Regions from separate parts of the Homo sapiens genome. Here region 2 is linked to region 1. Evidence: read pairs that join two places in POLR2A ChIA-PET (ENCODE). Cell type or tissue: GM12878. All regions are shown on one strand. Links, peaks and the distances in the headings refer to the core of each region. The heading gives the core; the rest is flanking DNA. Region 1 overlaps SDHC (succinate dehydrogenase complex subunit C). Region 2 holds the start of LOC107985221 (a long non-coding RNA gene).

Region 1 (2,912 bases), core at 127-2,626:
TCCATGATTTGCAAATATTTTCTCCCATTCCTTTGAGTTGTCTTTTCACTTTCTTGATGGTATTATTTGCAGCACAAAAGTTAGTAATTTTGATGAAATCCAATTCATCTGTTTTTTCTTTTGTCATTTATGATTTTGGTGTCATCTGTGAAACCACTGCCTAATCCAAGATCATGAAGATTTATTTCTATGCTTTCTACTAAGAGTTTTATAGTTTTAGTTCTAGCATTTAGGTCTCTAATTCATTTTAATTTAAATTTTTGTGTAATAGAGATTTGAATGATTTAAAATTTTTCCTCTCTTCAGAGGTAGCAACACTAGAAGATAAAGATAAAAAAAGGGCCAGGCGCAGTGGCTCATGCTGGTAATCCCAGCGCTTTGGGAGGCTGAGGTGGGCGAATCACTTGAGGCCAGGAGTTTGAGACCAGCCTGGCCAACATGGCAAAACCCTGTCTCTACTAAAAATGCAAAAATTAGCGAGGCATGGTGGCATGCATCTATAAGGCCAGCTACCTGGGAGGCTGAGGCACAAGAATGGCTTGAACCCAGGAGGCGGAGGTTGCAGTGAGCTGAGATCACGCTTACTGCACTCTAGCCTGGGCAACAGAGCGAGACTCTGTCTCAAAAAAAAAAAAAAAAAAAAGAGAACCTAATTTTTTTTCTGACTCTTCTCTGGACTGAGTACACTGTTTTTACCTTTTCTTAGTTAGATGATGAACTAGATGATATAGCAAGGCTTGATGTCTAAACTGGCAAGTGAAGTTTTTATAGAGACGGATGTTGAAAGGAGGAATAACATACTAAAACATATGGCACATTTAGTTTATGATGAGATCCCAAGTAGTCTGTCTCCCATCATAAACTTGAACATGAGTTTAAATCTTCTCCTTTTCAAGGCCGGGTGCAGTGGCTCACACCTGTAATCTCAGCACTTTGGGAGGCAAAGGTGGGCAGATCACTTGAGGTCAGGAGTTCGAGACCAGCCTGGCCAACTTGGTGAAACCCTGTCTCTACTAAAAATACAAAAATTAGCTGGGCGTTGTGGTGGGCACCTGTCATCCCCACTACTCAGGAGGCTGAAGCAGGAGACTCGCTTGAACTTGGGAGGTGGAGGTTGCAGTGAGCCAAGATTGCACCACTATACTCCAGCCTGGGTGACAGAATGAGACTCTGTCTCAAGAAAAAAAGAAAACAAAAATCTTCTCCATTTCAAAATGGTTTAGAATTGTATGAGGTGCCAGGGGTCCCAGTTTTATGTATCATATTAGTTGTAACTTATGAGCAGCTGTGACAAGCTACTTGGTTTTCTCCTCAGGGGTCTCTCTTTTTGGCATGTCGGCCCTGTTACTCCCTGGGAACTTTGAGTCTTATTTGGAACTTGTGAAGTCCCTGTGTCTGGGGCCAGCACTGATCCACACAGCTAAGTTTGCACTTGTCTTCCCTCTCATGTATCATACCTGGAATGGGATCCGACACTTGGTAAGTTAATTCGGGATTTGCACATTTTCTCTGTGAAGGGAGTGGGGAGACTGGGAGGATTCTTTCCTTCATTACTGGGTTTAGTGCTGTTCTTTTTTTTTTTTCCCAAGAGTGGAGTCTCGCTCTATTGCCCAGGCTGGAGTGCAGTGGTGCGATCTCAGCTCACTGCAACTTCTGCCTCCTGGGTTCAAGAGATTCCTGTGCCTCAGCCTCTTAAGTAGTTGGCGTTATAGACGCATGCCACCACTCCTGGTTTTTGTATTTTTAGTAGAGATGGGGTTTCACCATGTTGGCCAGGCTGGTCTCAAACTCCTGGCCTTAAGTGATCCGCCTGCCTAAGCTTCCCAAAGTGCTAGGATTATAGGCGTGAGCCACCGCGCCCAGCTAGTGCTGTTCTTAAGGTTAGTTGTGACTCAGAGTCCTCTTGGGGAAAGCCAGACAAGTTCACAAGTTCCCCTGTGTGTTACCTGGCAGTCCTGCTGGTGGTGTAGCTGAGCAATGGTATAGGCCTCACAGATACTTGCAGGGTCTCATTGGGAACTCTTCCTTTTTTAATTTAATTTAATTTTATTTTTTGAGACAAAGTCTCGCTCTGTCTCCCAGGCTGGGGTGCAGTTGGCGCGATCTTGGGTCACTGCAAACTCCACCTCTTGGGTTCAAGAGATTCTCCTGCCCCAACCTCCCGAGCAGCTGGGACTACAGGCGCCTCCCACCACGCCCGGCTAATTTTTTGTATTTTTAGTAGAGATGGGGTTTCCCCATGTTAGCCAGGCTGGTCTCAAACTCCTGACCTTGTGATCCACCCCTCTCAGCTTCCCAAAGTGCTAGGATTACAGACGTGAGCCACTGTGCCCTGCTGAACTCTTCATTTTTAAGAGGGATATTTAAAAGAGATCCCTGAAGGCATAGAATGCATGTTTATGACATAAATATTAATTGGTACCTATTTATGTGTCAGGTACTGTTGTAGACACTGGGGATTCAGTTATGAGCTAGATAACCATTGTTGCTGCTTTCATTCTTCCGTTCCTGTTGACCCAGAGTAGTGCTTCTGACAGGACTCAAATAGATTACCTTTTCTTATCTACACATTATATTGCATTTCTGTTTTGAGATGTTGGACAGAATTGGGCCAACTTTAATAGAAACTGGGTGCCAAGAATTCCAGGTTTCAATATTGAGGTTAGGAATCTTTTTTTTTTTTTTTTTTTTTTGAGACAGAGTCTTGCTCCATTGCCCAGGCTGGAGTGCAATGGTGCAATCTCAGCTCACTGCAACCTCCACCTCCCAGGTTCAAGTGATTCTCCTGCCTTAGCCTCCCAAGTAGCTGAGATTACAGGTGCCCACAACCACGGCCAGCTAATTTTTTTTTTTTTTTGGTATTTTTAGTAGAGACGGGATTTTGCCATGTTGGCCAGCCTTACAGGTGCCTG
Region 2 (2,912 bases), core at 325-2,824, 65 kb before region 1:
CATTCCCTCCACCCTCTTTCCCTTGCTGAGTTTCCCTTATTTTTGGAACTGTTTGCAGTGGGAGTGGCTTCTGGCAGCTTCCTTGTCCCTGCTGTGCTCGGTCCCTGAAAACTTGCCCTCACAGGAATCACTCTCCAGTGAGCTGCTGTCTTCCTTCATCATCTTCTCTGCAAATGTAGCTCCTCTGCTGTCTGTGCCTCTGAAAACTGAGGGTGGGGGTCAGGAGGTTTGCTTTTTTTTTTTTTTTTGAGACAGAGTCTGGCTCTGTCGCCCAGGCTGGAGTGCAGTGGTGTGATCTCAGCTCACTGCAAGCTCCGCCTCCCGGGTTCAAGCGATTCTCCTGCCTCAGCCTCCCAAGCAGCTGGGACTACAGGCACCCGCCACCAGGCCTGGCTAATATTTTGCATTTTTGTTGAGATGGGGTTTCACCGTGTTAGCCAGGATGGTCTCAATCTCCTGACCTCATGATCCGCCCACCTCGGCCTTCCAAAGTGCTGGGATTACAGGCATGAGCCACCGCGCCTGGCCTGAGGTTTGCTTTTTGTGTAAGATGGTGCCTTTCCTTCTGGTTGTTTAGGTGGCAGCTTTGACTCCAGATCTACAAAGGCAGAGATTCACAGTCCACAGATAATTAGAAAGTCAGCCTGTTCACTAGGGTGCAGGAAGAGCTTCCTCATTCCTTTGTTGGCTCTTTCTCTCCTGCAGTCATCGGGTTAGGGTGAACCCTTCCTCTCAGCATCATGCTTCAATCATCATCATCATCATCATCATCATCATGGTCATCATCATCATAGGCTTTCCTTACTCACCAATCCACATGAAGCAAAGGGAGCCACCCCCACTAGATCACTTGAGAGTATCCTTACCTGCACATAACTCTTTGTTGGCTCAGGTTACATGAGACTTAGGATCTTCAGTGATGCTCACCCCCAAGTTGGGGTGATTCCTCAGCCTTATGCTACCTACAGAATATGAATGGTGATGATAATAGTAATATCTAAGATTTGTAAGTAGTTGTGTGTCAGATCCCATTCTAAGCACGTTTACATATATTAACTCATTTAATTCTTGCTGCTTTATGACATAGATACTATTATTATCCCCATTTTATAAATGAAGAAACTGAGGCACATAAATATTAAATAACCTGCCCAAAACAAATAAATGTTTGAGCTAGGACCAGAACTCAGGCAGTCTGGCTCCAGAATCTGAGCCCTTTGTATTACCCTGATAAGGGGCTAGATAAGTGAAGGGCAATAGATTGGTTGTCAAGAATGTTGTCCAGCCTAGCTTATAGGGCAGAGCTTCCCTTAGCTGAGCTCAGGCATATCCACTTGGTCCCTCATAACCTAGACAGGTAAAATCTGTACCTTCTCTGGTCCCTCATCCTTCCAGGGAAGAACCAGTGAGTAGGTGTGGATATCCTGAAGCTAAGCTAAACTCTCCTCTTAACTCATGGGAAGGCCCTAGGCCTCATTTATTCTTCTAAATCAGTTCTCAACAACAGGGTGCACTGCCCTCTAGGGGATGTTTTGGGTATCTGTGGGGGGATTTTTTTTAGTTGTCACTGTGTGTGTGTGTGTGTGTGTGTGTGTGTGTGTGTGTGTGTGTGTGTGTTGGGGTGGGGGGTGAGGTGGTGATGGTGGTGGTGAAGGTTCCTGGTATTTAGGAGCCAAGGATGCTAGACAATACTGCAATGACCATTGTGTGTGTGTGTGTGTGTGTGTGTGTGTGTGTGTGTGTGTATTGGGGTGGGGGGTGGGGTGGTGATGGTGGTGGTGAAGGATCCTGGTATTTAGGAGCCAAGGATCCTAGACAATACTGCAATGACCAGGACAGTGCTGCACAAAAAAGAATTGTCCCACATCTCACATGACTTTTAAAAGCCCCATTGGAGGCCAGGCGCCATGGCTCACACCTGTAATCCCAGCACTTTGGTAGGCCGAGGCGGGCGGATCACCTGAGGTCAGGAGGTCGAGACCAGCCTGGCCAGCATAGTGAAACCCCATTTCTACTAAAAATACAAAAATTAGCTGGGCATGGTGGTGGGAGCATGTAATTCCAGCTACTCGGGAGGCTGAGGCAGGAGAATTGCTTGAACCTGGGAGGCGGAGGCTGCAGTGAGCTGAGATCGTGCCACTGCACTCCGGCCTGGGCGACAGAGCAAGACTTTGTCTTTAAAAAAATAAATAAATAAAAATCCAAAAATTAGTTGTCCATGCTTGCGTGCACCTGTAGTCCCAGATACTCGGGACGCTGACGCAGGAGAATCGCTTGAACCAGGGAGGCGGAGGTTGTAGTGAGCTGGGATCGCACCACTGCACTCCAGCCTGGGTGACAGAATGAGACTCCATCTAAAAAAAAAAAAGTCCCATTGGATATTAATTTAGGTAAATAAAGCCTGTTATAACCAGAAGGAGCCTGGAACACAACTCCATTTTACATATAAATGCAAAGTATTTTTGTCATTGTTTTAGACCCTGAATTTCCAAGAAATACAAGTAATGTGTAGATTGAAGGGACATCATAATTTTTGTTCAGAACTTTACCAAGAGTTGTTTGCCATTTCAGGAATCCATGTCATAAGACAATGCTATCTGTGGTATTTGAGTCTCTAATACCTACCTATCAGTTTGCATGTATTACTGTTGCATTCACAGCAGTTTTTTTTTGTTTGTTTTTGAGACTGTCTTGCTCTGCCTCCCAGGCTGGAGTGCAGTGGCAGCATCTCGGCTCACTACAGCCTCCATCTCCTGGGCTCAATTGATCCTCCCGCCTCAGCCTCACAAGTAGCTGGGACTACAGGCATGTGCCACCACACCCAGCTAGTTTTTGTATGTTTTGTAGAGAAGGGGGTATCGCCACATTGCCCAGGCTGGTCTTGAACTCCTGGGCTCAAGTGATCCGCCTAA

What was found. ChIA-PET counts read pairs that join two places held together with the same protein. Peaks named below come from ENCODE experiments on the same cell type or tissue, not always from the same donor. Only the 100,000 strongest peaks of a DNase experiment are listed, where the experiment ranks them.
Region 2: POLR2A ChIA-PET joins it to region 1 with 10 read pairs; 8 of 35 experiments call an interaction of 5 or more read pairs at or near these places.

Annotation. Positions count from the first base shown.
Region 1 is chr1:161,355,362-161,358,273 of GRCh38, forward strand. SDHC (succinate dehydrogenase complex subunit C) reads left to right here. Exons shown (of 6, transcript NM_003001.5): 5 at 1,316-1,479. Among named protein-coding and RNA genes, the nearest start is that of CFAP126, 11 kb to the right of the region's middle. RefSeq lists a silencer at 1,350-1,548. In GM12878, for the core only: no CTCF peak of the experiment used is centred there; no DNase peak of the experiment used is centred there.
Region 2 is chr1:161,290,211-161,293,122 of GRCh38, forward strand. LOC107985221 (a long non-coding RNA gene) reads right to left here and starts at 1,122. Exons shown (of 2, transcript XR_001738270.2): 1 at 478-1,122; 2 at 1-206. In GM12878, for the core only: a CTCF peak has its summit at 1,515 (motif pointing left); a DNase peak (open chromatin) is centred at 1,526.